Linked DNA regions of Mus musculus: all the other regions are linked to region 3. The links are chromatin loops, found by intact Hi-C in ENCODE. Cell type or tissue: heart. All regions are shown on one strand. Links, peaks and the distances in the headings refer to the core of each region. The heading gives the core; the rest is flanking DNA. Region 1 overlaps Rere (arginine glutamic acid dipeptide (RE) repeats). Region 2 overlaps Slc45a1 (solute carrier family 45, member 1). Region 3 holds the start of Gm33415 (a long non-coding RNA gene).

Region 1 (10,818 bases), core at 2,869-7,868, 62 kb before region 3:
AAATCAATAATCACGAAGAAAAGCACTACCATGAGTCAAATTCGTTTTAATTCTTAAGTGTCACTTACATTTATTTTATCAGTCACCACCGTCTAGAAACTGGTTTAGAGGAATGTCAAACACCCCCTCAGGAGAACAGAAACGCTAGGTCTAAGGGATCTGGTGCCCTCTTCTGGCCTCCCACTAGTCCTGCATGCACAACAGAACACACACTCACAGAAGCACTCATACACACCCCTCACACATGCTTTTTTATTTGTTTTAAGTTTCAACTAGCTCTATTCTCACAACCTTTTACTTCTTTCCAGAGTCACTTACTGTTCAAGGCAGAGAATCTAGATCTGAATCCCCATCACACACATGAAAAGTCACACATGGCTCCATGTACCTATAACCCCAGCACTGGACAGGCAGATGCCAAGAACTCACTGGTTGGCCAACCTAATCAAAGCAGTGAGCTTCCAGTTCAAATACAGACCCCATCTCAAGGCAGTAATACAGAGAATGACAGAAGACACCTGAAGACCTCCCCTGGCCTCCATAGGTACACACTTACACACTCATGCTATACACACACACACACACACACACACACACACACAAATAAAAAATCATGCTTATAATTCTTCTCTAAAAATCAGTCTCTTCTTGTATTCCCAAATTCTTAATGCATTTCATACCCCTAACTAGTTAAGCTTTATGGCCCCAGGTTAAGAGTAACAATTGCTCCGACAACTATCAAATCCAACTGATTTTTCATCTGTTTCATCAACAGATTCCCCTATCTGTTGCAGTGCATTTCGCTACCCATTAGAAATTGGGTCATGTACATTTTCATATAAAACTTTTTGCTAAATAAAGTTCTGTGACACACACACAAAAGTAGGAGGAGCTGAAGAAATGGCTCAGCATTTAAGAGTACTAGATGATCCTCCAGAGGTCCTGAGTTCAATTCCCCCAGAGGTCCTGAGTTCAATTCCCAGCAAACACATGGTGGGAACCGATACCCTATCCTGGCATACAGGTGTACATGCAGATAAAGCACTCATATACATTAAATAAATAAATCCTTAAAACACACACACAAGAAGATAGAGATTTGCTCTATATAATAAAACAAATCAGAACTGCAGTTAAATCCTCAGTGGGACTTGTCTGCCCCACAGCCAAGTACAGATATTAGATGACGTCACCCACTGCTGGTAGAGCTGTAGCATGGTAATTCTGGTTGGCTCTGTGTTGTTATAAAACACTGATCAAAACTTGAGAGAGAAAGGGGTGTAGTTTACTTGGTTGATAGTCCAGCCCACCATCCAAAGAAGTCAAGGCAAGAACTCAAGAAAGGAGCTTAAAGCAGAGATCACTGAAGAACAATGACTACTTCCTTTCATGGCCTGTTCAGCTTGCTTTCTTATTCAACCCAAGCCCACCTAAGAGTGGTGCCGCCCACAGTAGGATGGACCACATCCATCATTAATCAAGAAATGAGACAAACACTCCCACAAGCCAATTTGATAGAGGCAATTCCCCAATTGAGACCTTCTCTTCCTAGGTGAAACTAGTCTCTGTCAATGGTAGAAGTCACTCTGAAAAATAGTTTGGCAGTTCCTCAAAACACTAATGAAGAGGCCTGGCATAAATCACAATTTTCCTTCTAGGTATACACCCAAGAGAAATGAAAACACATGTTCACAGCAATGTGGTTTGGCAAACAATGTCTTCAACTGTAAGAAAGAGAGCATTAAAACTTCAAAATGTCATAATGATGCTTCAGCACATGCTGTCCCAAGATGCTGTACCTGACACAGGAAGGACACTTAACCATCGTCCGGAAAACATCATTCCCCATGGATCAGGAATCCTCAGGGATTTTCTTTCTCAATAACACAAACATGCATTTCCCACAGTGGAGAAGCCCCAGATATTTTGGCCAAATCTAAATGGTACAGTACAGATGCAGGAAGTGCCTTCCGGTTCACTTAAACTCTCCTACACATAAGCTACGTCTTCACAATCCTCCTCTGACACTTTATGAAAAACATGGAAGGATCACAGTGATAACAAGCAAGCAGTTATGTGGAAGTCTCAAGCATGTAATAAAAGGGTGCATTCTAATATATTACAGCTAGCCAGGAACAGGGCACAAACACACCAATACTCCTAGGACTTCCTGGGCTACTGAGCAAAACCTTGTTTCACAAAGGGTGGAGGAAGTTCTCATGTTTATTACAGAACTGTTCACAAGAGTCAACATATGGGCTCAACCCATGACAGATGAATGGATTAAAGCAAATGTGCACACGCATAATGGAATGCTACTTAGCCATTTAAAAAATTGAAATTCTGTCATTTGCAACAACACAGATCGAACTAGAGGAGATTATTATACTATATTAAGTGCAATAAACCAAGCACACAAAGACAAATGCAGCATGTGAATACTAACTTATAGGAGCCAAAGTTGATCTTTAAAAAAAAAAAGAATAGTAATTGCTAGAGAAAAGGAAGAAGAGAAAGAAAGGGGGCGGGGGGAAGGGGGCTTGCTGCAGAATGGGTACTAAAACAGACAGGAGGTACTGTAGAGTTGGCAGCAGCTAAGAGCACTGGCTGCTTTCCCAAAGGACTCAGGTCTGATGCACAGCACCCACTCCAGTCCCAGGGAATCTGATACCCTCTTCTCTCATGGACACTGAACACACATGTTGTGTACATACACACATGTAGGCAAAACACTCATACACATAAAATAATAAAATAAATCTTTAAAAATTTTAAGGACTCTTAAGGATTTAAATATTAAATACTAAACTTCAAATTGTAAAACTCAATCTATAGGAGAAACAAGAACTAGTAGTCAACAGCTCAGCAGAGCAGGGGAGCTTCCATTTATACTTACAGCAAGAGCCTAAGTGTCCCAGACACACAATCCACGTGTGAGGAAGGGAAATGTCAGTTACCCTGATCTGATCATTATCCACCCCACACTGCTACCAGTTACCCTGCCCTGATCATTATCTACCCCACACTGCTACCAGTTACCCTGCCCTGATCACTATACACCCCACACTGCTACCAGTTACCCTGATCTGATCATTATCCACCCCACACTGCTACCAGTTATCCTGCCCTGATCACTATCCACCCCACACTGCTACCATTTTGACTCTGAAACGCCCACCTGCCAGGCTTCCGTTCTGAACTTGTTCCCAGCTGGAGGTTACTTGGGAGGTTGTAGAAACTTTAGGAGAAATGTCTAGCAACCAAAATAGGTCCAAGAGGCAAGCCTTTAACAGTTTATCTGACCCCTGTTTCTTCCCAGTTTCCTTGTCAATCGTGGCGTGGACCACTTCCACCACACATCTGACCCAACACACTCCCAACCATAATGAAGGAGTCAAAGTCAACTTCCCTTTCCTGCCACTAACAGGGACTGTTGTCACACCAACACAAAAGTAAGCTACCACAATATACAGGTGCAGAACTGCCATGCTTTACCAGATAAACATCAACAAATATGCTGGGCATGGTGGCACACGCCTTTGACCCAAGCATTCAGGAGGCAGAGGCAGGTGGCTTTCTGTGAGTCTGAGGCCAGCCCAGTCGACAAAGTTAAGTTCCAGGACAGCCAAGGCTACATAAAAAAACAGTCTCAAGAAAAAAAAAAATGTAACAACAAATATTATGAGATAATTTAACAGGTTAAAGATAAAGTCATCTCAAGGGCTGGACATTCTAAAGTGCCTGTTGTCTAAACAAACATGAGGACCTGGGTTTGATCCCCAGCACCAAAAAGTTTAAAAAAAAAAAAAAAAAAAAACACCAACAACAACCTTGACAAAAAAAAACACAAACCCCAGTGTACTTGGGAAGTAGAGACAGATCCCTGGAGATTCCTAGTCAGTCAACCTAACCTAGTGGCAAATCCCAGGCCCACTGAGTTTTCTTGTCTCAAAAAAGTAGAGGTGACACTGGAGCTCTGTGATTAAGAATGCTTGCTGCTCTTCCGAAGGGACCAAGATCAGTCCCCAGAACCCACATCAGGCGGCTCAACGTGATCTGGAGATCCAGCTCCGAGGAAGCCAACGCCCCAGTCTGGCCTCCACTGGTACTCTGCCCACACAAGCCCATGCTCAAACACACACAGAATATTTTTTAATTAAATTTTAGGGGGGTGGACATCTCCTAAGGAACACCACCCAAGGATGGCTTATGGCCTCCACATGCACAGTCTCTGTCTGTCATCTGTCTCTCGGACTGTCTAGTTGAGACATAATAATTAGTCATTCCTACATAACGAAAAATATCTTAATTGCCTTTCTTTCTTTCTTTCTTTCTTTCTTTCTTTCTTTCTTTTTTATTAGATGTTTTCTTTATATACATTTCAAATGCTATCCCGAAAGTCCCCTATACCCTCCCCTGCCTTGCTTCCCTCCCCACTCACTCCCACTTCTTGGCCCTGGCATTCCCCTGTACTGGGGCATATAAAGTTTCCAATACCAAGGGGCCTCTCTTCCCAATGATGGCCGACTAGGCCATCTTCTGCTACATATGCAGCTAGAGATACGAGCTCTGGGGGTACTGGTTAGTTCATATCGTTGTTCCACCTATAGGGTTGCAGACCCCTTCAGCTCCGTGGGTGCTTTCTCTAGCTTCTCCATTGGGGGCCCTGTGTTCCATCTTATACATGATTGTGAGCATCCACTTCTGTATTTGCCAGGCACTGGCATAGCCTCATAAGAGACAGCTATAACAGGGTCCCTTCAGCAAAATCTTTCTGGCATATGCAATAGTGTCTGGGTTTGGTGGCTGATTATGGGATGGATCCCCAGGTAGGGTACTCTCTGGATAGTCCATCCGTTCGTCTTAGCTCCAAACTTTGTCTCTGTAACTCCTTTCATGGGTATTTTGTTCCCTATTCTAAGGAGGAATGAAGCATCCACCCATTGGTCTTCCCTCTTCTTGATTTTTCTTGAGTTTTGCAAATTGTATCTTGGGTGTTTTACGTTTCTGAGCTAATACCCACTTATCAGTGAGTGCATATCTAATGACTTCTTTTGTGACTGGGTTACCTCCCTAAGGATGATATCCTCCAGATACATCCATTTGTCCCAGAATTTCATAAATCCATTGTTTTTAATAGCTGAGTAGTACTCCATTGTGTAAATGTACCACATTTTCTGTATCTACTTTTCTGCTGAGGGACATCTGGGTTCTTTCCAGCTTCTGGCTATTATAAATAAGGCTGCTATGAACATAGTGGAGCATGTGTCCTTCTTACCGGTTGGAACATCTTCTGGGTATATGCCCAGGAGAGGTATTGCTGGATCTTCCGGTAGTACTATGTCCAATTTTCTGAGGAACCTCCAGACTGACTTCCAGAGTGGTTGTACAAGCTTGCAATCCCACCAGCAGAGGAAAATATCTTTAAATTAAACTTAGCAAGCAATAAGATTGTATGCCTTGCTTTGTTTTGGTAAGAATATTATTTTGGCCTTCAAGTTTTCAGTTTAAAAATAAACAGGGTTTAGAAGAAAAAGAGATTGCTTCTTTAAAAAAGAAAACATCTAATTTACACTAAGTGAACATCTGGTCTGCACCTTTAATACAGTATCTAATAAATAATAAAAGAAATTTTGTTGATTGAATTATCACAAGAGGGCTTTAAAGTTCTTAAATTCCAAAAATGTTACTATTTGACACCTCAAATTAAAAATCTACAAATCAAACATCTGTCTAAACAGAGACGTTCAAGAAATATTCCATTCTTTGAAAGATGATAGCAATAAGCTTGAATTGGATTAAATTGTATCCAGATGGTGTGTCTTTCATAAGAAGTTTTATCCACACAAAGCAGATACTGAAAATAACCTGGCATTTTTCTGAAATTCACCAGTTAATGGAATAAATAAATAAATAAATAGCAATCAAGCACAATGTCCCCTTCAGCATTTATAACTAAGCAAATAATTAATTTCTTCACATTTTAATCCTTCACATCAATTTTTATATATCCTTATTTTTTTAAAAAAGAAACAAAATATAGATAAATAACTGTTAAGAATACTATGAGATAGTATGCATCAACTATTAAGGCGTAACAAATGTTAACATATTGCCATGTCTGCTTCAGATCTTTTCCCCTAAAGGAACTAATCTAATAGTACAGATGTAATTATACTCTACCTCCCATTTTTGTTTTTTGTGTTTTTAATTATTAAAGGACCTAGAAGTGCTTAAGTGTTATGGTTTCTAGTTGTTTTAATTCTATGGTTAAAACTATAATATTTTAGATCTAAAATACTAGGTCTCAGAGAGAGAGAGAGAGAACACACACATGCATACCTATTTTTTTTTCTTTTGGAGATAGGGTCCCTTTGTGTAGCCTTGGCTGTCCTGTTACTAGGTCTGTAGACCAAGCTGGTCTCAAACCCAAACAGGTCCGCCGGCCTCTGCCTCCCATGTGTCACCACTGTCTACCTCTTTCACCTCTTTTTTTAATGTGGCTCCTAGAAAATAAAAATTGCATATATGGTTCTTGTTAAGGCTCATCTTACGTTTTTTTAATGCTTCGTGACTTTATATGTCATCTTTGCACAGGGGCAATAGTACTCTTCTATAGATTGTTCCGAGTTTTAATGTGTGTGCTGCTGAAGTGAAACCACATCTTGTATTTCTAGTGCGGTGTGTTCTAAATAGTGCAAAGTAGCACCAGAATGAGTCTTACTATTTCAGAATCAAGACTCAGACACTTTGTAATGCTAGCTACTAGTGGGGGAGCCTACAGCACAAGGCTCATTTGAACCCATCACTTGGGGAGCTAGGATGGGCACAGTTGCAAGTCATTTCACTGTTTTGATTTTGTTGTTGTTGTTGCTGTTGTTGTTGTTGTTTTCCGAGAGACAGGGTTTCTCTGTGTAGCCCTGGCTATCCTGGAACTCACTCTGTAGACCAGGCTGGCCTCGAACTCAGAATTCCGCCTGCCTCTGCTTCCCGAGTGCTGGGTTTAAAGGCGTGTGCCACCACCTCCCGCCTCATTGATTTTTTTAGAGTGGGGTTTTGTTTGGTTGGTTGGTTGGTTGGTTGGTTGGTTGGTTGTTGTTGGTCTTCTTATTCTTATTCTCCCACTTAGGGAGCTGGAGATAAAGCTAGGCTGTTAAAAGCACCCCTGCTCTTACAGAGGATCATCACCACCAATTCAGTTCCCAAGCACCCACTTGGGAACCATCAGTTCAAAAGCGTCTCTAGCTCCACCTCTAGGGGATCCAGGAGGCACCCCAAAAGGATACCCACATTGTGAACACACATGCATGCAGGCAAGACCCTCACATGCATAAGATAAAAATAAGTAAATATTTTTTAAAATAAAAAGTAGCTAGGTATGGTGCTATGCACCTTTCATTCCCAGCACCTGGAGGAGAGACAGGCAGATCTCTGAGAGTCAACTCCTGACACAGGAGAACTGCGATGGTAGAGGAAGAAAGGGTACTCTGGGAAAAGCAAGCTTCCATGTTATCTTTATACACAGTGAACAACCCAAATAATGCTGCATTTCGTTTGGTGTGTCTGCAAAATTCTTCTCCTAGTTGGCTCAGTACTAACGTGAAGAGATAGAGAGCAGGTCTACTACAAGTCATTCACTCATCTAACAATTTCTATTCACTGGGCACTGCTGGGTGCCATGAAAAGAAAGACTGGCTTGCTTTCTAGTGTGTATAGGGAAGGCCTGTGAAAATAATAAACAAGTTAACAAATGCCAGCCCAGAAAAGTGCTCTGAAGAAATCGTGTTTTAAAACAGAGATCAGTCGTCTTTCCTATCCAGCCCTATCTTTAGCATCAGCTTTTAGGAGTCCTTGGATGCTGGTGGCACTGAGATTTATTTTAGGAGTGATAAATTCGTTATTCCAATGTGTTCATACCACAAACTCATTTTCTGTGTAAATATTTTCAACCAAAGTATTCTGCAAAACACATACACAGCTCTTAAGGGCTCCCCACAACCAAACACAAGCACTCTGTGCCACTGTCTTGACTCTCACACCACAGAAGCACTCAATTTGGTTCAACACTTAATCTGGGGTCGGGAGACATGGTGATCAGCCACTCTTTTTGTTTTAGAAAGAAAAATAAGAATATCTTGCTAGGCCAGGCATAATAGTACATATTTTTAATCCCAGTACTCAGGAGGCAGAGACAGGGGGATGTCTGTGTATTTTAGGCTAGCCTGGTATTATAGAATGAGTTACAGGGCAGCCAAGGATTTTTATACAGGAAAACCCTGTCTCAAAAAAAAACAAAGCCAAACAAAGAATATTTTGCTGTAAACAAGACAAAATGAATTCCAACTGTTAAGCATCAGGCACGTCCAATATAGATCTGATCTAAAAAGCACAGAGATCCAGGCTAACATGGTAGACTTCTGCCCTTCTCTGTGTCTGTGTGTGTGTGGGGGGGGTGGGGGGATTACAGATAAAATAGTAATATGTGTGACCACAACCATGCTATTGAATTAGAGCTCTGTCAAGTCTGGAATAAAGTGAGCCTTTGCTTTGCTGCTGTCAACTTTCAGCACTTTCTGCCCCCAACACACTATACATCCATTATAAGCCAAGTTAATTTAAAGACACAATACACAACTGGGTAGGGAAAACAGCAGATGTCAGGAATGTTCAATGATACTAAATTCTGCCAGCAAAGTACAGCAAAGTCATACAACAGAAGAGTACATATCGTTACAATACTCAAAGCACATCTAACAACTTGAAAGATGTTAATGTTCTTGTTGTACTAAACACAGTAACTGAAAAATATATCTAGTGTGTATCTATTTTAAAAGTACATTTATACTTCTTTACAAGATACCAGGGAATACATAATAACACAATGACTCAAATATACATATATACTATCCATGTAAAAAAGTCTCAAAGAATTTATCACTAATAGCTAACATTAATTATGCTTTTTTTTTTCCTTTGAGAAGCCCACCCAGCCTTGAACTTGCTATACAGATCAAGCTGACCTCAAACTCAAGAGATCCACTTGCCTCTCTGCCTCCTTAGGATTGGGAATAAAGCCATGTGCCACCACCTCTCTTGGCTTATAGCTGCCTAAGTTAGTGGGTTTTGGCTTTTTCTTTTTTTCTTTTTTCTTTTCTTTTTTTTTTTTTCCGAGACATGGTTTCTCTGTGTAGCCCTGGCTGTTCTGGAACTCACTTTGTAGACCAGGCTGGCCTCGAACTCAGAAATCCACCTGCCTCTGCCTCCCGAGTGCTGGAATTAAAGGCCTGCGCACCACGGTTTTGGCTCGTGTGTTGTGTGTGTGTGTGTGTGTGTGTGTGTGTGTGTGTGTGTGTGTGTGTGTTGGGGGGGTGGGGGGCAAATGGTGTGAAAGTCAAAGGTTGACCTTAGGTGGCTTCCGCAACCACGCACCAGCTGATAAACTGAGACAGGATCTCCGACTTAGACCTAGAGCTTACTGGCTCGGCTAGTCTAGATAGCTTGCTCTGAAGATCCCACCTCTACATCCCCATGCTAGGATTACAGCAAGCCTCCACAACAGCTACACGAGTTTCACATGGGCACTGGAGATCTGAACTCCAGTCCTCATGCAAACCCTCTGCCTGGGGAGTCCTCTCCACAGCCCTTCTTTATTCTAAGCATGCTTTCTGGCTTCCTAAATGAACATATTCAGTCACTTCACAGACTAAGCTATAAATATAGGTTTTGTTTAAAGCAGGTTACAAACAGCCCACATGTTTAGTATCAGTGTTATCTGAAGGCAAGAAGATAGCCAAAGAACAGGAAGGCTTGATCCGTGGTGACCGTCATCTCTAAAAGTCCCACCTATTCAGAATTCCTCTCAACAATGTTCTGCCATCATGGAGGGTAACAGAGACAAGAACTCTATGAGGTCCTATTTCTGTGACTCACCACAACTCAGACACAACATACCCATCACTAAGACCACCCATTCTAGACACTCTTCAACAGATAGCACCCTACCAACCCTGAGCCCTGAAGACTAGTCTGTTCCCGGCGCCAACAGAACAGAACATCCCCTCAGTCCTGTTTTTTGCCAGTCTCTCTCAGACACCACTTTCCTTTCTCTGGCTTACACGCACTGCTTCTGCAGTTCCTAATTTCTCTCTTCATTGGGCAAATTATTTACAGCGTATATACAAATTAATTCACTTTAATGACTTTAAAAAGTCAAGTAAGAGTTGCTCTACCACAGATATGAACCTTCTCAAGTGGATACACATGGACTTGTTGTTTATTGGTAGTGCTGTAATCCAATCCTCACCTACTTTTCCTAAAAATCATAGCATCATTCCCAAAGAATAGAATTCAATCATGTTCACTGTCTATCTAATCCCCGTATATTTAGTCATGATATAATTTTCCCCCTTTGAGACAGAATTAGCCTCAAGCCTCACACTCATAATCTTCATCCTGTCTTTCCAGTGCAGTTTTAACAGTGTGCCCCACAGTGGTTTCTAGTCTCAACTTGCCATGTCTGAGCAGTCCAGCAACTAGGTTTTTTTTGTTGTTTGTTTGGTTTTTGGTTTTTGTTTTTTCGAGACAGGGTTTCTCTGTATAGCCCTGGCTGTCCTGGAACTCACTTTGTAGACCAGGCTGGCCTCGAACTCAGAAATCCGCCTGTCTCTGCCTCCCGAGTACTGGGATTAAGGCGTGCACCACCACGCCCAGCCTTAGGTTTTGTTTTGTTTTGTTTTTTAAGATATATTTATTATTATATGTAAGTACACTGTAGCTGTCTTCAGAACAGAGTGTCAGATCTCATTACGGGTGGTTGTG
Region 2 (10,818 bases), core at 2,816-7,815, 370 kb before region 3:
GACTCACAACCATCTGTAATGGGATCCGATGCCCTCTTCTTGTGTGTCTGAAGACAGCGACAGTGCACTCATATACATAAAACAGATTAATCTTCAAACAAAACAAAACACAAACCACAGCGACTGGGACAGATCCATGGGTAAAGACCCCTGCCAAGCCCAATGGCTTGGGTTCGGTCCCTGGAGCTCACAGAGTGGAAAAAAGAAACTGACTTCAAACCGGGTGTGGTGGCGCACACCTTTAATCCCAGCACTTGGGAGGCAGAGGCAGAGGCAGGCAGATTTCTGAGTTCGAGGCCAGTCTGGTCTACAAAGTGAGTTCCAGGACAACCAGGGCTATACAGAGAAATCCTGTCTCGAAAAACCAAAAAAAAAAAAAAAAAAAAAAAAAAAGAAAGAAAGAAAGAAAAAAACTGACTTCAACAAATTGTCCTCTGATCTCCACACATATGCCATGGCAGACCCATGTCCCCCTTACCTCAGCCCTACCACGCACACTAAGTAAATATATATATATATATATTACATATTATATATGTATATACTACATATTATATATATTATACATCAAATATACATATATACATACACACACACACATATATATAGCCATTCTTGGCTCAGGACACACAAAGTAAGACTGAGTAGGTGGCGGGGAGAGAGGAGTTGTGCGATGTAGCTTATGGTGGAAAGATTACTTAGCACTTACAAGGTCCTGGACTCCCGTAGATCACACACATGACAGTATGACTCCTGCCTTCTCGGGGCTTAGGAAGGTCGAGATGAACAGAAGGTGTTTACAGGCTAGGGTATAGCTCAGTGCAAAAGTCTGTGTATGTGGTTAGCATATTTGAAGCTGAGTTCAGTCCCCAGAGACCCCAAAACTAGATGTTAGTCTCCCTTGTACGCCCCGGGGGTGAGCCCTTTGGGGGTCCTGCCCCCACCACCACCCCCAGCCAGGTGGCCTTCTGTTTTCCTTAGCCCGTTGGCATGCCTTGATGAAGATGACACCCAGCCAGGGGGAAGACTTGCGGCTCTTGGCACCAAAGGTTCAGCCTAAGATCCACCATCCTAAACCCCTTGGGAATCTTTGATCTGTAGAAGCCCCTGGCCGGGTGTGAGTGAGGACACTCCAGGCCTTGCTTTACCATGCAGCCAGGGACAAGCCACCTGCACTGCTGGGTCCCTGTAGAGTAGGGAAGATGCCTGGCCACCTACACAGCCTTTGTCCCGCCTGCAGCTATCCTGGAGAAACTGGAGGAGTGTCTGAGCGTCCGCACCCTCTACTTCATCGCCTACCTCGCCTTCGGCCTGGGGACCGGGTTGGCCACCCTCTCCAGGAACTTGTACGTGGTCCTGTCCCTCTGCACCACCTATGGCATCCTGTTTTCCACGCTCTGCACCCTGCCCTACTCCCTGCTCTGTGATTACTACCAGAGTAAGAAGGTGGGTATGGGCGCTGCTGGCCTCTTAGAGGCAACTTAGCAGAGAACTGTCTGGTGTGAGCTGCGAGGCCTTTGTCTGGAAACCGAGATTATCTAGGCAGAGGGTGAAGCTCTGAATGGAGGGAGCCCTTCTGAGTGTGTCCCCTCCACCCCTGCATCTGCCCAGCCAGCTGCTGGTACCTTCCTTACTACCTTTGGAGGCTACATCCAGGTGACTTCCCACTCTGAACGGGGACACTGGGGAAAGGGTTCCTTATTAACACAGTGGCTGGGTCTAGAGAAATGGGAGCAGAACAGCCTATATGGATAGGAGGGATTGTTTTGTTTTGTTTTGTTTTGTTTTGAGTGGAATGGATGTGGAAGACCTAACAAGGAAAAGAAAAAGGGTTGTTTTATTCGGCCCAGATACTACTTTACTATTGGTGTGTGTGTGTGTGTGTGTGTGTGTGTGTGTGTGTGTGCAGGTCAGAGGACAACCTCAGTACATACAGTTGGTCTTCTCCTTCCACCTGTATACAGGTAGGTTCTGTAGATCACACAGTCTGTGAGGCAAGCCCCTGGACCCGCTGGACCCTCTTGTCAGCCACCAGCCTGGGTTCATTTTTGTCAGTTGCACTGAGATCAAATTCCCCCACAGAGCTTTTGCCTTGGTTTTGTTGTCCCCAATAGTCCCATGTAGCTAAAGCTGGTCTCAAAGTGTCTCTCCTGCCTCCTCCACTCTCTTGGTGCTGGACTATAAGCATGTGTGACCAACCAACCAACCAGTGACTCGGCTGGGTGTGAATCAGGAATTCTAGGTTATCTGCCACGTAGCGAGTTTGAAGTCAGCTGGGGCCATGAGAACCCATCTTGAGAACTCAATAAAGTGGATGAAACATACAAACTGTACAACTCAGTGGCTTTGGAAATATGGAATTGTGCAGCTACGACCTTGGAGCCGCACAGGTGCTCAAGTGGGGAAAGTTCGTGCCGCCAGCCTTTCTCCTGGTTGTTACCCCTCTGGATATTGGCTGACCCTTGCTTGGTCCTGTGCGTCCTGCTCGGTCTTCCTGGGCCCATTCTTTCCCGCTCCTGCAGGGAGGTTGTGGCAGGTTTGACTGATGTGACTGTCTCCCGGTCAGTTTGCAGGGTCCAGTGCGGATGGCACACGGCGTGGCATGGGCGTAGACATCTCGCTGCTTAGCTGCCAGTACTTTCTGGCTCAGATCCTTGTCTCTCTGGTCCTGGGGCCCCTGACCTCAGCTGTTGGCAGTGCCAATGGTGTGATGTACTTCTCCAGCCTCGTGTCCTTCCTCGGCTGCCTCTACTCTTCCCTGTGTGTCACCTACGAAATTCCTTCTGTTGATGCAGCCGATGAGGAGCGCCAGCCCCTCCTGTTGAATGTCTGACGTCTCAGAATCTCAACTTTGGACTTGAAGGTGGTCAGCTGTGGGCTGGCCACTGAGAAACCAAAGGCCTTGGCAGCCAGCCAGGCTTCTAGTGGGATGTAAATACGGGCTAAATAAACAACAGCAGCAATCTTATCCAAGGGTTCGAGGTCATCTGGGCTGCGCTACCCCTCTTTGGGGATGGAGGTGGTGGTGGTGTAATTGAATATCATTTATCAAAAGTGAAGATGCAATTCCGTTCTCACCAGCGGATCTCCATCAAGGATACTCTCCCTGCTCTCAGAAGGTTTTCAACAGTTTCTGGTGCCATTTGTCATCCAAGGATGTCACAAACATTCTAGGATTCACAGCCCCCTAACACAAAGGTTCAGCTAGCCCAAGATAGGAATGCATGCACCTCTGGTAACTGTGCCATATACTCTGTGCATTGTATCATGGTCATACAGTTTTGTGGGTTTGTTTTTTTCAGGTGGAGAACCAGGCTCATAACCATCCATCCATCCATCCATCCATCCACCATCCATCCATCCAACATCTATCCACCATTTATCATTAATCCACCCACCTACCCATCCACCCATTATTAATCTATCCATCCATCATCAATCCATCCACCATCCATCCATCCTTCTATCCATCATCAACCCATCTATCCATCCATCCATCCACTTGCTGTATAGTTTGGGTCTGAAAGCTTGGTCCCCGGCCCACTATGCAGTGGGAAGTCATGGAGTGTTGAAAGGCGTGGCCTAGTGGGAGGAAGTTGGGTCATTAAGCACACCTTGAAGGGGATATTAAGATGGTGGCCTCATCCTCTCTCTTTGTATCTTGCTGTCATTAGCTGAGGAGTTCCTTAGTTACACATCTCATGTGATGCATGGGGGCACAACAAGTTCAATGCAGCAGGGACCATGGCCTGGGACTCAAGATAACAAAGGAAAATAAATCTTTTCTCATTTAAGCTAATCTCTTGGGCATACCATGCACTCACCCAGGAGATTCCAGTGCCCTATGGGGGCTGGGAGCAGTTCCTCGGGGAATATAAATGAACAAGACCCCTCCCACCCCCACCCCAAACTAATGAACAGATGTGCATGCTTGAAGGTGGCACTGTGAGGGCGAGTAGGGCAGATGTCTAGGCTGCTCTCTAGTGAAGTACCACTGAGCCATGCCCTACAGAGAGGGGGGCAATCTCTGAATGAGTTGCTTGACATGTCTGAGTGAGAACATGCTTCTATGTGCCCAAAGAAATGTCAGAGATAGCCGGGTGTGGTGGCACACGCCTTTAATCTCAGAACTCCGGAGGCAGAGGCAGGCGTATTTCTGAGTTCAAGGCCAGCCTGGTCTACAGAGTGAATTCCAGGACAGCCAGGGCTATACATAGAAACCCTGTCTTGAAAAACAACAACAACAAAAAACCCCAAACAAACAAAACAAAACAAACAAAAAACCCCAACAAAGAAATGTCAGGGATACAGCTGCCCATCTCACCTGCCTGCCTAAGTCTGCTGTCCCTTCCTGTCTCAGTCATTCAACCCACAGATGAACACTGAAGGTCTCTGGGTGCTGGGACTATTCTGAGCCAGGCCTGAAGAGAGGATGAGAACACACGGGCCACATCTCTGGGCTTCTAGTACTTCTTAATGACCTGGAGAGAGTTGACTTCTCAAGACCTCTAGCCACCTTCTGCCACCAACATCCCAGCTTACTCAAGGCTCTTAGTAATGTCCCTGGGCCTCTCTCATCCTGCTGTTGACTAACTGGGGAGAACTGGGGAAAGGGTGCTGTGGTACCTAGTGTACTGGGCACGGTGTGGGGCTATGTGGTCCCTAGTGCCTAGAGTGCATGGTCTCTGACCAAACTGGTCCTGAGTCTATTGTCTAGTCCTCGAGAGAGTGCGAGCATCACCATGGAATCTATCAGCTTGCTCTGACCAGTTAGGACCAGTTGAGCAAAAACTACATGGCTGTAGTATGATTAAGCCATCTCTCTTTTGGCTCACATACACCCCCTTCCCCCACCCCCTGGATCCAGGGATGCAGCATCTTTCTGTGTCTTGCCCTCATGTTCATCTTCGGGCATCAGTCCGGCTCATATCCAAACACCTTGATACTCAGGCAACAGCAGGGTCTGCTATCATCACCTCCTGTCTAACCTGGCCCCAGCCTGTATCCCAAGCCCACTTCCTCCTACCCTGCCTCAGCATCAAGGCCACAGACACTGTGCCTGTGTTCAAACCCTGTCCATAGTGAAGCCTTTGTCTCTGCCCATTAGGAGCCCATGGTCGGCTCAGACCCACCCACACTGCCATTCCTCCCACGATTCCCACCCTCCTATCCTTACACTAGTGAGCCCTTTCTCTACCTTCAAGTTCTGTCATTGTACACTTTGTGCTTTAAAACGTGTATGTGTGTGCGTGTGAGTGGAGGTCAGAGGTTGTCCAGGTCACTAGGCTGGCCAGTCAGAGAACTCCAGGGAGCCTCCTGTCTCTGCTTCCCCAGCACTGGCATTAAAAGCACACACATCACAACTGACTTTATCTGTAGGACCCAGGGATCTAAAACAGATCTTCATGTTTTTGTGGCAAGCATTTTTGCCTTCCCCAGCCCCTACTCTGTGCTCTGAGCTACATGAGGTCTCTAGACCTTTTCTAAGCCACAGCTACTCCGGGCCATCTTGGGCTCAGGCTTCTGCTCACGCCGTTTGACTGCACAGTAAGAGGTGTTTCGTTTCCTCCAGAATGTGGTGCTGAATAGCTCTGCTCTGCTCTGCTCTGGGGTGCTCTGGTCTGAAAGAGAAATGACTAGGGAAACTGCAGCCAGTGTTAGCTTGTCAAATCCTGGGTCCTCGTCCTGGAAGTCTCCATGCAAGCATAAACACATTGGTTCTCCACAGAGGGGTGGTTGTCAGCCTCTTTCTTCCTGAAAGCTGGCTGTGTCTGCACTGTACCTGACCCAGGTTGGAACAGAGGTCAGGACTGCACTTCAGGCTTCCCCCAGCAGGCGGCAGTGGAGCCCCAGAGCCCCACCCACAGGTTGACTTCCAGGCGCTACATACACTGTTTTCTAGTTCACTTTAGTGAATGTGTCAGTTCATGGAGGGATAGAAAAAGGTTTCTGCCCTCTACCCTTAAGACAGTTCTCATGGAGTCCCCATGGTCACCAAGGGATATTAGGGACATGGTCAGCTGGCACCCTAATAGCCACTGTATTGGGCTACAAGGCATCATGGGAACAGAGGCAGGTTCTCTTAAAACATGCCAGAACTCACATGCTCTGAGCCCTACAGGTTCAACGCTTGTGTGCAAGATTCCATACCTTGCTTGAAGTGCTTTTCCCTGGGTGAGCAGATAGGAGTATCTAAGGACAGGGCCAGGGCACCTTCTGGGCACACAAGAGCCCTCATGGCAGAGCTGCTCAGAGATTCTTGAGAGCTGGTTTCTGGGCCCAAGATTCTTGGAAGCTACCCACAATTTAATACCCATAGGGGATTGCCAGCGTGAAGCCTCGGCACTGTGGAAACTGGTCTGTTTTCATAGCATCTGGGAGGTGTAATCAGGTGTCTACATTGAAGATGGAGAGAGGGGAGGAAGGAGTGGGGACAGAGGGCAGGGAGAAGAGATCAATTTCCTTTCTACTTACTGGGTGCCACTGTGCATGCCCTGCGGATCCACCAGGGAAAGCGAGAGAAAGGACTTCTTGTTTGAAGACAAATCTTTATTCTAGTTGGCAATATCTACCAGGGCCAGGCCTCCCTGCACAGCAAGTCAGACCTGCCATCTTTCAAGCCTTTCCCAGTTGCCCCTTGATGTAGAAACTACCTACCCAGCTGCCGCACACATCTTTATCATCTCAGCCATAGCCTGGTCACTAGGGTGGCCCCAGAGGACAGCCATCAGGCTTTGTAGCCACTGCCACCTGGTGGACAGGATCAGAAGTCAATTCTGTTCTGTAGTGGACCAGAGCTTAGCAATGACTGAAGGGAGTGGAGCAGACCTAGGAGTGACACCAGGACACCAGGCATAGAAAACTATGTCCTGAAGTAGCTCCATGTCTCTAGCTGAGTCAAATAGGTCTTACTGCAAGCTCCTTGTGGGCTGGTAAAGACAGCCCAGTACATAGAGTGCTTGCCTGGCCAGGGTGAGGACCAGGATTCAGATGCCCAGAGCCCATGTAAATGCTATGTGTGTGGTGGCCCACATGTAATACTGTCACATGTGAGGAAGGAAGCAACAAAGACGGTGGTATCAGCTCTGGGGCCCCACCCATATGCTTTCCTCTCAAAGCCCAAACCAACCAATCTCATTTTCTGATTCACCCCTGGGACACAACAGAAGCCAAACTGCAGGGCAGAAGCTCCTAAAAAGTGTCCACCAGGGCCAGAGACATGAGCAGGCATAGCATCAGGGTGGCGAATGGGAGAAACTGTAGGGAGGAATGTCTGCAGGGGCACCTGCTGCACAGGTGACAAGGGGTCTTCATACACAGCCTAGACTAAGGAAAAGGTCAAGCTGACCATTCATGCCTACAAGCAAATCACTTCTGCGTATCAAGGGGCTTCCATCGGAAGGGGCCCACCTACCCAGTCACCCACCCAAGTATCCGTCCTGCAGGACAGTCACAGAGCTAGTGACTCTGGCTTAGTAACAAGGAAAGCTGATGTGTCCAAACAGAATTGGTCTGGGGGTGGTGGGGTGGTAGTGAGTGCTTAGTGCAGTTTCTGATCTGATTCATCAAAATACACACAGCTGTGATAGCCACGTTGGGTAGAAGGGACAGAGATGCAGGGCCCAGAATTTCATTTGTCAGGATTCCAGGGCAGAGATGAGCCCAGTGAGTGGTCTGGGAATGGGCACCTCCCTATACTGTGAGAGCTAAGGATCAGGCGTCTGATGTCCAAAGTGCCCAGAGGAGGAGGGCGCGGGCTCCCGAGCCATAAAGGGGCCACGTGCCTCACTCACGACCCATGCTATGCCTGCCATGGCCCACCACCACCAGTTTCTGCTTTGTGTACCCCAGGATTGTGCTCTGGCTGCCATATCCACTCGTATAGCTAGCTGCATGGCTTGCCTCCCTGATCCTCTCTGGGGCAGGCACTTCCTCTGGTTTGGGGACTAATTTGCTCAGCTCCCAGTTACCCGAGTAACAAGATCCATTGATTTCAAAGCAGTGGGTTCAGGACCGGGAACCTGAGGGTGGTGGGTGTCTGGTTTGTAACCAATGCCCTGCTGGCAAGCGCTCATGCCCCTGAGGAAGAGATCTGGCTCTCACAGCAATTTACATGGGCAACTGCACAGCTCTTCTGACTAGGGTCTAGATGTCCCTAGCTATACCTGGGAGGGCACTGTCCATCACTTTTAAGAAGTGACCTTAGTTTACCCAGTGGTATCTCTGCACTCTCCTTCAGCACAGCTCACTAGGGATGCTCATCAATAGAGAAGCTTAGCACTGAGCTATACTGATGGGGGTTGAGGCCCAGGACCTCCCAAGTCATTTGGTTAGCCTGTGTGCAATGACCAGGCCGAGAATCTACTTTTGAAACGCACAGGCTTGGGGAACCACATGGGCGTCGCTGGAGTAGCTGCGAGAAGGGCTGGCCTGAGGTGAGAGTGCTGTATCACCTCATCCGCCCAGATGTGGGTCCTCCACCTTGGCTAGGTGGCAGGAAATGTCTACACCTAAGTGAACACTAGGAGACATTTGTGAAGTAAAAACCGGACACTTGTACATCCTGCCTAAGAACTGCATCCCGAAAGGTTCTTGAAAACCTCTGAACTCTTCTGTTTCATGTATGTGTGTACAATGTAGCTGTCCTCAGACACACCAGAAGGCGGCATCGGATGCCCATTACAGATGGTTGTGAGCCACCATGTGGTTGCTGGGATTTGAACTCAGGACCTCTGAAAGAGCAGTCAGTGCTCTTAACCTGCTGAGCCATTTTTCCAGCCCACCTCTGAACTCTTAGTGTCAACTGTCATAAACTAGATACTTCACAGTGCAACCAACTTCCTCTCCCTCTGCCCCACCTTCCTAGTCTCCAGTGACAGCTGTCCCCACCTTCTCCAGGATTATTAGCTCCATTCTATCAGAATGCATGCATCCCAGCTGCTCTATGACACCTAAGTCACTGCATGTTTCCTGCAGGTTGCTTCAAATGAGAGGTTTCATTTTTACTTATGACCCAGTAGTTTCCCAAGGTCTATATATGTGATGTTATACACACACACATCTCCTTGTTAGTAAACTGTTCAGCCAGTGAGCACTGTGACTACTGTGGCTAACACATGTGTTTGTGGGTTCCACTGTCCTTGCTCTCTCCTGCTCATATACCCAGGACTGGAGTCATGGAGTCACAGAGCAGTTTTACTTTAGCCTAAGTGGCTTGCTGGCTGACACTTGGGTCTTAACATGTAAGAACCAAAATATCTGCTACCTGGCCTCAGCCCCAAAGCTGCTTAAGGGCTATGAATGAATACACGTAGCTGCTTCCTCTTCCCCTCAAGTGGGCGACACCTGACCTGGCTGTCCCTAGGCCGTCCTCCTTGGCAGGCAGCTTCGCAGTATACTCTCTGGGCCGCTCTTGCTCCGCTTCTTGAAATGCACGGCTTTAATACAGAAACTTTCAGGAGAAAGTGTCTCTGGGCATCAGAAGCACAGCAGGGATCCACCAGGTCCTGGTCTCTGGCGAGCACATCCACTTACAGGGATCCAGTGCGCAGTCTCCGGGAGAAGCCCCGTCAGCAGTGGTCCTCGGCCGGCCTCATACTGTGACCCTTTTATACAGTTTCTCATACAGTGTTATGGTGGACCCCTCCCCCCAACACACACACATACACCCTGTAAAATCTTTGCTACTTCGTAACTGTAATTTTTTTGGACAAGATTTATTTTTTATTATATGTAAGTACACTGTAGCTGTCTTCAGACACTCCAGAAGAGGGAGTCAGATCTCATTACAGATGGTTGTGAGCCACCATGTGGTTGCTGGGATTTGAACTCAGGACCTTCAGAAGAGCAGTCAGTGCTCTTAACCACTGAGCCATCTCTCCAGCCCCCGTAACTGTAATTTTACTGTTACATATTATAATTATCTGAGAAGCAGGACATCTGATTTGCCACCCCTGTAAAAGGGTTGTTCAGCTCCCAAAGGGGTCATGAACCACTTCCCTGTAGGATCTGTGGTATCTGGAAAATTCTGGAGGCGGCTCCAATCTCTCTTCGGCAGGCAGGCAGGCAGGCAGGCAGGCAGGCAGGCAGGGATCCCTCCCTGCACACCCTAATGGTACAGGCTGAGTGGCAGGCATGGGTGGCAATATCTTAGTTTCACAGATCAAGGGGATTGGCTATGGCAGCTTCTCCCAGACAGCACAGGCCTGTCTCTAGAAGTTCCAAGAGGTTAAGCGTCCAGAGCAAGGAATATCAAGCTCTCTTCCCCGGGGCCATCTGCAGTGCCCTTACCCACTCTTTCTAGGGCCCATCTCTAGAATGCCGCCCACACTCCCAGTCTGTCTCCAGTGCCCCACCCACACTCCAGAATGAGACAGTGCACTGGCCAACACACAGGGTGCTGTAGTGTAGCTTGGTTTTATTTATGTCCACAAATATTTCAAAAAAATTACAAAATACTCAAATGGAGAGAACACAGAAGTCACGATTTTCTGGGTGTCTACTGTTTACACTGTGTTATCCATTGGCAAACTACTCATATATACACTTAGCTCCGAGATCTAAAGAAATGCAGCGATCAGAATGTCCGCTCGCTCCACTGCAGTGAGACGTGAAGCCCAACCTTGACGACACTGAACAAGATACGCACAGAACACAGAAAGCAAACCCAAACTTCAAATGAAAGCAAGCAAAGTCCAAAAGGAAGCCAAGAGGCCAGGCTTCAAAGACGCCACAGAGGTCCAGGGCCTCCAAACCAACTGTAGTCAGTCACGTAGGAGATGAAGACTCTGAGCCTTGGGACAGGGGAGAAACCCAAAA
Region 3 (10,818 bases), core at 2,317-7,316:
AGCATTCTTTTCTAAACTGCAGCCTCAGCCCTGGAAGTTCCCTAGGATGCCAGAAGGGGGAGACAGTTTCCTAGAACTGGCGTTATAGAAGGCTGTGAGCTGCCATGTAAGTGCCGGGGTTTGAACTAAGGTCCTCTGCAAGAGCAGTAAGTGCTCTTAATTGCTGAGCCAGCTCTCCAGCTCCTAAAAATAAAGTCTTTTTTTTTTTTTTTGTAAAGAAACCATTTCACTGGTGCCTCATTGACCTGGCAAAAGCTCTGAGAGATTCATAAAAGAATATCACAGTCCAAGCTCACTGCAAGATGGCGCCCTAATTACAGGACAACAGAACCGTCCGGTCCCCACACTGAGCAGCGCATTACTAGAGGCCTGCCTACCACAATCCCTTCTCCCTGCTCCATGTCTGGCTTTCAACACAAAATTACAAGGCACGCTAAAAGGTCAAAAGCAGGGTTTGAGAAGACAAAGCACACATTTCACCAGCTTGTCAGAGCAATGACTTCATCTCAGGGCCTGTGGAGTCTTGAAAATTCTAGGGTACAGTCACGCAGAATGAGAGGGGAAAGGAAGAGATGTCTGAGTGCTGCTTTGAAATTCGTTTTGATCTTCCAGCCCTTCAAAAAAAAAAAAAAAGGTCTCCCCGGGAGAACTGGCTATGGATCCAAATTAGGCTGCGCAGTGGGAAGTGGCCCCCTTCAGCATAGCCTAGCCTAAGCCCTGACTTCCTGAGTGGGCTTGTGGTGGGGCTTCCTAGAACTGCAGAGCCACAGAATGTGGCATGGGGGGCAGGGAAGGCAAGTGACCAGCACCTGTGAGGCAAAAGGGCCCCAGGTTCCAGATGTGCCTACGCATAGGTCCGAGAGTTAGAGAATGCGCCCTACGTCTGCTGTGGGCAAGGGCGTTTGCTGCCAAAAAGGAGTATCTTACTTAGGATTCCTTTTTAGTTTTTTTTGGAGACTGAGTTCCTCCGTGTAGTCCTGACTGTCCTAAAACCCTGTAGACCAGGCTGAATCACGAAGATCCACCTGCCCCTGCTTTCTGAGCGATGGGATCAAAGGCGTGCACTGTTCTTCAAGCCCTTGATTCTGATGCCATGGACATTTTGGATATTCATGAATACATCCGAAATCAAATGATATGTATCATACACGCAGCAAAGCAGGGGGAGATGTCCCTCCCTTGTCTCAAAGGAACCCGCTCTGAGGGTGAGACCAAGCCAGCAGTGACAACCCTGAGGTTTTCTTTCCCTGATGCAGAGACTATTGCTTAGTCCCCTGCTCACCGGCCTCTTCCTGCAGAGCTCTTTCCCTGACGGTAGACAGGGCACCTCACACTGAACCCTTCACCTACTGTCTCACAAGGAGCAAGCAGTCATACACATCAGGCAGGCAAGGCCATTGAAATCATGTGAAAATGGCTTCTGGCTGAGGTGACCACCAAATGACAGAATGTTTCAGAGTGTGTGTGTATGGGGTGGGGGGAAGCAGGGGACACCAAGGTACATAAAACTTCATTGCTCCAAATGACCAAACATTTGCACAAATACCGTCTCTAGGGCTGGAGAGATGGCTGAAGGAAGGCCTTTGCAGGTGACCTGGATTCGGTTTCCAGCACCCACCTGGGAGCTCATGACTGCCTGTAACTCCAGTTCCAGGGGCTCTGATGCCCTCTTCTGACCTCTGAGAGCTCCTCCACAAACCTGGTGCAGATACCTACACTCAGAGACACATAAATCCAAAGAAAGAAGTAACCTATATTGTTGCCTGTCCTGCCTGACCATACCTGTCCTTGGAGGTTGGAGGTGAGGTGGCTCACGAGGTGACTCAGAGTCAAGGTCACAGACTCCTTGGGAGCAGGTGAGAAATGCCACAGCAAGCTCATCTGAATGCTGGTGCAAGCTCCACCCTCGCCCCATTGGTCCCAAGGAAGCAAGTGTCTCTTCTAGACAGCAGTTCCCGATCGGCTGGCATTGTCTGCACCAGCAATCCTTGGGAATTCCTCTCAGGAAGTCCTCAATTAGGTCCTCCTGCAGGAGATGCTTTTGTGGCTGCTCGCCTCGGCGTTTACATCACGGTGGCCCCCACCGTTTCTGCTGCATTATAGAGCTAGCATGTAAAATCCTAATTTTCTTTTGTTTTCTGTGCTAAGGATTGGACTCAAGGTCTTGTGCATGCTAGACTCTAGGTTGAGCCACACAGCCAGACCAAAAATTGCAAGCACGTTGTCTGTCTGTTTATTGAGACATCGCCTCTCTGTACAGCCAGTTGACCTGGAACACACGGTGTAGATCCTGCTGGCCTGGAACCTATAACACTTTCCCTAAGTGCCCCCTCAGTATAGAATTGAGCCACCACATGTAATAAGAACTTCAAATGGTCTCATTCTTGAACACATACGAAATCATCTTGTTGGACTAATGCAAACACAGTTGACTAAAGTGAGAGCTTTTGCATGTGCAGAACTAGGAGTAGTATGAGATAGACCTTACCATGTAGCTCAGGTTGGACCCGAACACTTCATCATCCTGTCTTTTACCATCACAGTTCTGAGATTGGAGGCATGCTGCACCGTATTCTGAAAGCTAAAACCTGGCCTTCTTCCCAGTTGTGTTAAGTTTAATGTCTTGATAGCCAAGTGCCTCGTTTATCTGCCATTCTTTGTTTGTTCTCATTAGGCAGTCTCACTCTCCGAAGTCGTATTTTTGTTGGCTTCTGCGTAATGAAAATGAATAGATTGATTTCTCAGCTAAGCACTAAAAATATGCAGCATAAAGAACAATTAAAAAAATAATGCCAACTGAACGACCGTCAGCCCATAGCTCATTTTGGTCTTCCCCACAGCCCAACAAAAAGATGCCGCAGCCATTTCTGGAGGAGGAAATATGTCTTCCAAGGAGTACGTTTGTTTACCTTCTGGTTCCTAAATACGGAAACGCAAATGACCTGTGAAGGTCTCCCTACCTCCCCAAAGCGGGACTTCCTTGTCTGTGTCCACCACACCCGACCCCTGCTTCTGTAGTCTATTTATGCCCTGCAGCAGTAAGACATGTCTTACTCTTGGTATTTATCTGGTAGAATATCACAGTTTAATTAAATTATTTTGGCCTGGGTCCAAAGCTTCCCTGGGTGTCACAGAAGTTATGTTTTCTGACGCACGCCAAGACTATGAATCCTGTACCCTGCTGTCATTATGTATCCATGCATTAAAGGTTCATCTATATTTTAAAGTTCATTATTTAACAGTACTTATCTAAAAGGTTAAAATCTTTTAAAATCTTTACGGGATCATTTGGCTGATTCTTAACTAGGCTAATTTACAATTAATTTTACAATTCTTTTTTTGACAGGATCTCACATAGCACAGGCTGACCTATATAGCTGAGGATAACTTTGGACTTCCGGTTCTCAAGACTCTACATCCCAACTACTGGGATTACAGCAACATTCCACGAAACTCAGTTGAACTTGGTGCTAGAGACTGAATCAAGATCTCAGGTGTATTAGGCAACCACTCTGACCAACTAAACTACATTCCCAGCCCTCTATATGAAAAAGGAAAACAAGCTGGCAATGGTGGCATACCTCTTTAATCCCAACCCCCAGGAGGCAGAGGCAGATCTCTGTGAGTTTGAGGCCAGCCTGGTCTACAGAGTAAACTCCAGGACAGCCAGGGCTACACAGAGAAACCCTGTCTCAAAACAAACAGACAGACAGACAGACAAAGAAAGGAATGAAGAGAGAGAGAGAGAGAGAAGTTGAAACAAACCTTAAATACCTTTTCAGGGCTGGGATATATATATAGCTCAGCTGGTAGAGTGCCTGCTCAGTGCATAAAGGACCTTGATTTGACTTCCAGCACCTCATTAAAGCAGTTGTGATAACACAGGCCTGTGATCCCTGAACTTCAAAGGTAAAGGCAGAAGGATCAGGACACTCGGGTCATCCTCAACTACATAGCAAGTTTGAAGCCAACCTGGGCTACAAGAGACTTGGCTTCAAGAAAAACAAAATCAAGACAAACCGTAGGAGGTGCTGGGGAGATGTCTCAGCAGGTAAGAGTTCACATCCCCCGGGGCTGGAGAGATGGCTCAGCACTTAAGAGCACTGACTACTCTTCCAGGGGTTGAGTCAACCACATGGTGACTCGCAACTGTCTGTAAAGGGATCTGACGCCCTCTTCTGGTGAGTCTGAAGACAGCTACAGTGTACTCGTATACATTAAGTAAATAATAATAATAATAGAAAGAGTTCAAACTGCTAGTCCTTTTGTAAAAAGCTGGGTGCGGCTGCACAGGCCTTTAATCCTGGGGCTGTGGAAGGGACAAAGGGAGAACTGCCAGGGTTTGCTGGCCCCAGCCTAGCTCAAGTTCAATGTTAAACTCTGTCTCAAGAGAATACAATGGGAGACTGAGAGGGAAAGATACCCAAGGTCCTTCTCCTGCCCTCTATGCACTCATGGGGGCTGGTGGAGGGGCAGGCAACACACATACAAACCAAGGGGGACTCTTCTATTTTCATAATAAGATATTTTGCTTCTAAAGTAACAAGAGTTTACATCTTCTAAAGGGCCTCCCATAAAGGCAATAAAATCACCCTAAAGATTAAAATCTATCGCTTAGAGTTCCCTGGGCTAGAAAATGCACAGGGGACGGGCTAGCTGGATCACTGAGAATCATCCAATAGCCCCTTTGACAATCAGTCCCTTGCAGAGAAACACAAGTCAGGTTTTTCTGGCACTCATTAAAAGGAGCCAAGTGATGCCTTTGTCCGCAGCCGACCTCGAAATTCCATTTGCTAACAAAGGCCGAGAACATCAAAGCTGTCGCTAATAATTAGCCCATCATACAAATATTTATTCCCTTCCTCTATGTTCTGCTGGGAGAGGAGTGTCACTTGGGACTCAGCACTTGCTTTGGAAGTCCTCAGGATGCTTTGCACATCTTAGCCTAATGACATTCCTTTGAGGTCACAAGGTAGACTATCCACCCTTCTTTGGAAGAAACTCCAATGGGCCTGCTGTAGGCCAGCGCAGCTGGGGTATCAGTGAAGACAGGCACATAGCAGAATGATTAATCTATAAACGTCAAGCTGAGGACTAGGGGTGTGCAGGACCTAGTGTGTGTGTGCGTGCGTGCGCGTGTGCAAGACCTGAGTTAAGCTTGAGTGAAAACCAGGAGAAGTAAGTTTCCTGTCTTCCCCAAGTTCTGTGAGATATTCTAGGGATCGAATCCTACCTCAGGAGGGGACGGTGATGAATTTCTATTTGTAGCTGATCAGTTAGAGGTTCTGGAGCCCAGGGCTTCTGATGGAGGGATCTGACACTGTCTATTTCCAGGCGAGAGTGTCAGAAGTGAATATGTGTTGCGGCAGGTGGTGGTGAAGGTGGTAGAGGGGGTCGGGTGGGGGTACTGGGAATTTTGCTTGCCATGCATGTGTAAAAACCTAGTCACCCCTACTCTTTTTAAAAAACCAGAATCGGTCTGGAGAGATGGCTCTGCGGTTAAGAGCACTGACTGCTCTTCCAGAGGTCCTGAGTTCAATTCTCAGCAACGACATGGCGGCTCACAACATTCTGTAATGGGGTCTGTCTTCTGGCCCACATTCCCAACGCTCGATCTCATGGAGGACACACTCAGCCTCCGAGTTTTTGCCCCGCAAAGCTCTGAACACATTTGAACCATCTTCACTGCTCTGTGGGCCCAGAACTCACCTTTTGGCTCTGAGATCCATGTGTTGTTGATGCGTCAGGGTAGAAGCCATTACTTCATCGGGCTCGAGTGGGCTTCTGTGGGCAGAGGAACGGTGGGAGGTGACAGATGGTCTCACGATCCGAAGGGTGCAGACTGTGTGCTCAGGTATCTTTTATGTTCTGTTACTCTGCGGCTTTCCATGAGTCAGTTCCTCCTCCTCCCCTCTACTCCCCCTCCCCCCCTCCCTCTCCCCCTCTCTTTCTCTTAAATTAATTAATTAGTTAGTTCATTTTTAGATAGCGTCTCATGTATTGCGCGCTGGCCTCAAACACTGTATGTATCTGAGCGTGATCCAGAACGAACCCCCTCTCGTTTCCACTTCCTGAATGCTGGCCTGTGTATGGCCTAGCCCTGGGCTATGTGGTGCTGGGGCTGGCACCCAGAGCTTCCTGCATGCCAGGCAAGCACTCTTCAACCAACCAAATTACATCCTGGTCCCTGGGTCCAAGCCTCTTTGAGCAAGCACTCATGCTTGCATGTAAAACCCATGAACCACACAGACCCCACTTCTACACCCTCTTCTGACACTGCTGCCATCATTAGCCTATGGCCTCCATACGTCAGGGGACACCGCCCCAATATTCCCGGTAGCTTCCAAGCCAGCAGCAGCCCACTCTCAGCTGTTTCCTGCCCCCATAAAGCTGTGTTGTGTTTAGAATCCAGGCCCTGCGAGCCGGGTGCAGCTCAGCAAAGGTGTGCTTGCCTAGCACGAGTGCTTAACTGCGGGGAGCAGATAAACGAGGGGGTGCCGCAGGCAGACATTTTCTCTTTTGAATCAAAGCAGCTTCAGTGAGGTGGAAGACACAGTAGGCCAGGCCGCGGTCCTCCGCTCCTTCTGTGCTATTTCCAGCTGTCCTGCTGGGCTCCTTTCCCTCCAGGAAGGAGAAAATTAGACAGAAGCGTCCATCTGCCATCTCAGAGGAGTCTGGAGCCGTGGACAGGAAAAGGAAAAACCGCCTCAATTTTGTATCTTGAGCGATTTTCTTTCTGTCAGCTCAGGGGTGTTTTCTTACAGCGTCTGCGTGGGGGAGAGGGGGAGGAAGAAGAGGAGAACAAGGAAGGGGAGGGAGACCACCTCCGGCCGGCCCTCCCCGTGCCGCATCCAGCAGCCTGGCCTCCATGGGCATGACTGAATCTCTCTGAATGCCTCTGGAATGAGGTGCGTTGCTTTAGACTGCAGGTGTGAGACATCCGAGTGTGTTTGGGTCTGACAGAGGCCCTCCAGATAAGTGCCTTGGCATAGAGCCCACTGGTCGGGTTAAAAGCAGGCAGGTGGACTTGTGGCTGCTTCTGCCCTGCTCAGCTCCAGAGAGCCAGGCCAGTCCCAGGAAAGGCCTGCCCACCCCTGGTGTTCTTGTTTCCGGGAGCACATGACATGCTCCTGGCACATGGCTGGCATCCCCAAACACAGCTGTACTAGAGGGAGGATGCAGGGTTGGCTTAGCACCTGCACTGTTTGGCTTCTTCAGGGGCTGGCAGAGTTGGTGGCAGAGCGGCTGGATCCACAGATCCCTCCTCCTACAATTGTCTTGCCTCCCCTCCTTCTCTTGAAAGGGAGAGAGCAAAGATGATGGCTTGGCTGGCGGGGAACGGTAGCTGAGTGCTGCTTCCCCACCGTCTGAGGAACCAAAGTGAGCCAAGGAAGAAGTGTCACCTTGTGCCGTGCCTTGCGCCACATCTGTGCTAACACTGGAGAGGCTAGGTGTTGACAGGGACATGCTGTCCAGGAATTTTCCTTTATCCAAAGACGGCTCCATTCATCTCGCTGAGCTGTGTTCCAAGCTTTGGATTGACTTCCCCCGGCTCTGAGCTCCAGCGAGCCAAGGATAGATAGACTCCGTCCAATCCCAGGAAGGGCGAACCTGTGCCAACTGCTGGGGCTACAGAGCAAGGTTGGAAAGTACTCCAGGGCAGGCTAGCCAAGAGGCCTCCTGTTCAGGACGTGTTCAGGACGGCTCCAGCTCTCCCCCTGGTGGTCAAATGGAGCCCCGACTGGAGAAACCGGACCTGACCTCTCCTCTGGGCAGTCTGGGAGGAGGATACCAGAGATCCAAACTGCATCAGCAGAAGGCTCTGGAGGATTTAGGATCCCTCAGATTGCCTTTCCAGCCCTCAAGAATTTGAGAGGGAGTCTTGGTTCTGTATTAGTATATGACTGAGGCTTTGAACTCAGGGAAGATCATGTGACTGCTCCAGGGGCTCATTCTCTCCTCCCATACATTCATGTCTATACATACATACATACTTACATACATACATACATAAACACACACACAAAAACACATGTACACACATATATATGTATACATAAAAACACACACATACATAAATATATACACATGCACATACAAACACATGCTCACAAATACATGCAAGCACACATACAGACACATGTGCACACATATATGTATATACACACACATACAAACACATGTGTACACATATATGCCTGCATACATACACACACAAACATGCATGTATGCACATATATGCATACATGCAAACACACATGCATACAAACACATATACATGCATGCATAGTGCACACATACAAACACATGTGTACACACATTATGTATATATACACACACACACATACAAACATGGATACGTATATATGTATACATACAAACACAAATACACACACACACATACATACATACATACATACATACACATATACTATATGGACCTTCAAAACCTTGGATTAGGCAGTAGTGTCTTATATTTGAAAAAAAAATCACTATAGAAAAAATTAACTGGACTTCATCAAAGCTATCCAGCCTGTGTGTCAAAAGCCTATCAAAAGCAAAAGGAGAACTTACAGAGTGGGAGGAAACATCTTCAGGTTAGATATCTGATGGTGTCCTGGCCTATAAAGAGCTGACACAACTCAGAGAAAAACCAGGCCAACGAGTTCACCCCTCATATGGAGACCCCAGCACAATCTCAGCACTTGGGACAAGGAGGCAGAAGATTATGAATTTGTGGCCAGTCTGACCCTGTCTTAAAAAAACAAAAACAAAAACAGGGGGCAGAAGAGATGGCTCTGAGGTTCAGAGCACTGGCTGCTTTTGCAGAGGACCTGGCTCCTGTTCCTAGCACAGGAATACGCCCATCTGTAGCTCCAGTTCCAGGGGCTCTGATGCCCTCTTCTGACCTCTGAAGGCACAGGGGCAAAGGCAGGAAGCTGAGGGCTCATATCTTCCACTCCGCTCAACTCAAGCCTGTGGTGTGAGAATGAGTCAGGTCCTTGAGGTAGCCTGAGTCTAAGGCTAGCCTGGGCTACATGTGATAATACATAGAGCCAACCAATGAGACATACAAACAAGACTTAAAGATTCCTTCTGTTTTTGCCCCGAGACTTTAGACTTGATCTGGCGTACACGACCTGGCCTTTTGTAGCACTAAGGCCCCCCAGGAAGGACTGGAGGATCCTTTATTTGCACACCATTCTTATCCAGGAACCACTGCACTGAGCAAAGCATGCACAGTCCCAGAGCTTTGGCCAAAGGACGAATAAACAAAAGACAGGTGTGTGGCATTCCAGGCGAGGCTAGGTGTGTGTCTCTCCTGGCAGAGGAGCTTGCTGGTTGAGGTTAACTGTCTATTTGGGTAGATGGTAGTATGCCCACTTATGTTGAAAGTGTTTCTCAGCCGGGCAGTGGTGGCGCATGCCTTTAATCCCAGCACTTGGGAGGCAGAGGCAGGCGGATTTCTGAGTTCAAGGCCAGCCTGGTCTACAGAGTGAGTTCCAGGACAGTCAGGGCTACACAGAGAAACCCTGTCTTGAAAAACCAAACAAAAAAAAAAAAAAAAAAAAGAAAGAAAGAAAGAAAGAAAGAAAGTGTTTCTCAAAGCTGCCAAGGCCAGCATCCTTGCTTTAGGAACACTGGCTGGCATACTCAGACTTCACAAGGGGTCAACACCTCCGGGTTATTGCAGGCACCGCGGGAACACTGCAGAACAGTTGGAGCTACTGTCAAGCCTGCACTGGCGCCTGCAGGGTCTTGGTATCCATAGTTAACATTTTGGATGCACTCACGAAAACCTGCTACACCGCATATCTGATGATGAAAATATGGCAACTGTTATCTGTTTTGCCACCGTTAGGGGAAAGCATCAAGACCTTGTTTTTCAAGTAATGGCTTTGCAACAGGGTCAGAGCCTGCAGAAGGAATGAGGCTCCAGCAGAGCTACCATCCCTGAGGCCTGAGCACGCTCTTCCTAACAACGTGCTTGGCTGTCTGGTGGCCAAATGAGGGAGCCCGGAAGGTGACTGTCATCAGTCAGCAGCAGTCTCACAAGTGGTGGCTGTGCGTGGTGACATTACAGGGTTTTTAATTGCTCCTGAATTAATGCCCTTGCTTCTTGCCCCTGGGGTGCCTGGGTTTAATTACTGTCTTAGGTCACATATGCAAATGAGTCTGCTATCATTCCTGGCCCCCATGGACAGCAGCCCTGATTACCAAACCTTTCCATTCTGCAGCCAGAATGCCAGGTTAGTCTCCTGGAGGGTCGGCTAAGGAGAATCTGAGAAAGGTGGTGCTTACCCCACAGTCAGGGCCTACAGGAACAGGAGAGCCCAAGGATGTGTCAGGAGCTGCTCTCAACCTTGGCACCAGGCATCAGTTGTCAGAAGAGGAAGAAACCCAGGGACACCAGAACCCTCGAGTGCTTGGCAGTAGAGAACTTAACAGAACAGCAAAGACCTGGGAGGCTCTCCATCTGCGGGGGACTGTAGATCAGGCTTCCTGGCTCAAAAGCCTTCCAGAGGCCTGGAGAGAGGGCTGCAGAGAGGGCAGGGCTCTGCAGGTAAAGAGGCATGCTGCCAAGCCTGAGTGGGGAGCCACACGGCAGAAGGAGAGAACCAATTCCAACACCAATCTTGTGCCATGGCACGTGAACACCCCCCCCCCACACACACACACAATTAAATAATTAACTGTAATATTTTTTTTGAAGGCTAGGGTTTGGAGGTTTAGCTCAGTGGTAGAGCACTCGCCTAGGAAACACAAGGCCTTGGCTTCAGTTTCAAGTTCCTGAGAGAGAAAAAAGAAAAGACACAT

Evidence for each region. Hi-C counts contacts between places; a loop is a spot of excess contacts. Peaks named below come from ENCODE experiments on the same cell type or tissue, not always from the same donor. Only the 100,000 strongest peaks of a DNase experiment are listed, where the experiment ranks them.
Region 1: it touches region 3 in a loop (2.2-fold over the local background); 3 of 42 quality-filtered maps call a loop at or near these places.
Region 2: a loop joins it to region 3, with 4 times the contacts of the local background. A loop is called at or near these places in 12 of 42 quality-filtered maps.

The regions. Positions count from the first base shown.
Region 1 is chr4:150,317,037-150,327,854 of GRCm38, reverse strand. All of the region lies in intron 1 of Rere (arginine glutamic acid dipeptide (RE) repeats), which reads right to left. Among named protein-coding and RNA genes, the nearest start is that of Rere, 41 kb to the right of the region's middle. In heart, for the core only: no CTCF peak of the experiment used is centred there; no DNase peak of the experiment used is centred there.
Region 2 is chr4:150,621,546-150,632,363 of GRCm38, reverse strand. It overlaps Slc45a1 (solute carrier family 45, member 1), which reads left to right. Exons shown (of 9, transcript NM_173774.3): 8 at 1,241-1,446; 9 at 2,567-2,968. The coding sequence ends at 2,833. Rere (arginine glutamic acid dipeptide (RE) repeats) reads right to left here. Exons shown (of 23, transcript NM_001085492.1): 23 at 10,398-10,818. Among named protein-coding and RNA genes, the nearest start is that of Slc45a1, 25 kb to the left of the region's middle. In heart, for the core only: CTCF peaks have their summits at 5,834 and 6,753 (motif pointing left); DNase peaks (open chromatin) are centred at 5,893, 6,323, 6,723 and 7,213.
Region 3 is chr4:150,254,298-150,265,115 of GRCm38, reverse strand. It overlaps Gm33415 (a long non-coding RNA gene), which reads right to left and starts at 5,905. Exons shown (of 2, transcript XR_390965.3): 1 at 5,710-5,905; 2 at 2,211-2,711. In heart, for the core only: a CTCF peak has its summit at 4,194 (motif pointing left); no DNase peak of the experiment used is centred there; H3K27ac peaks cover 1,317 bases.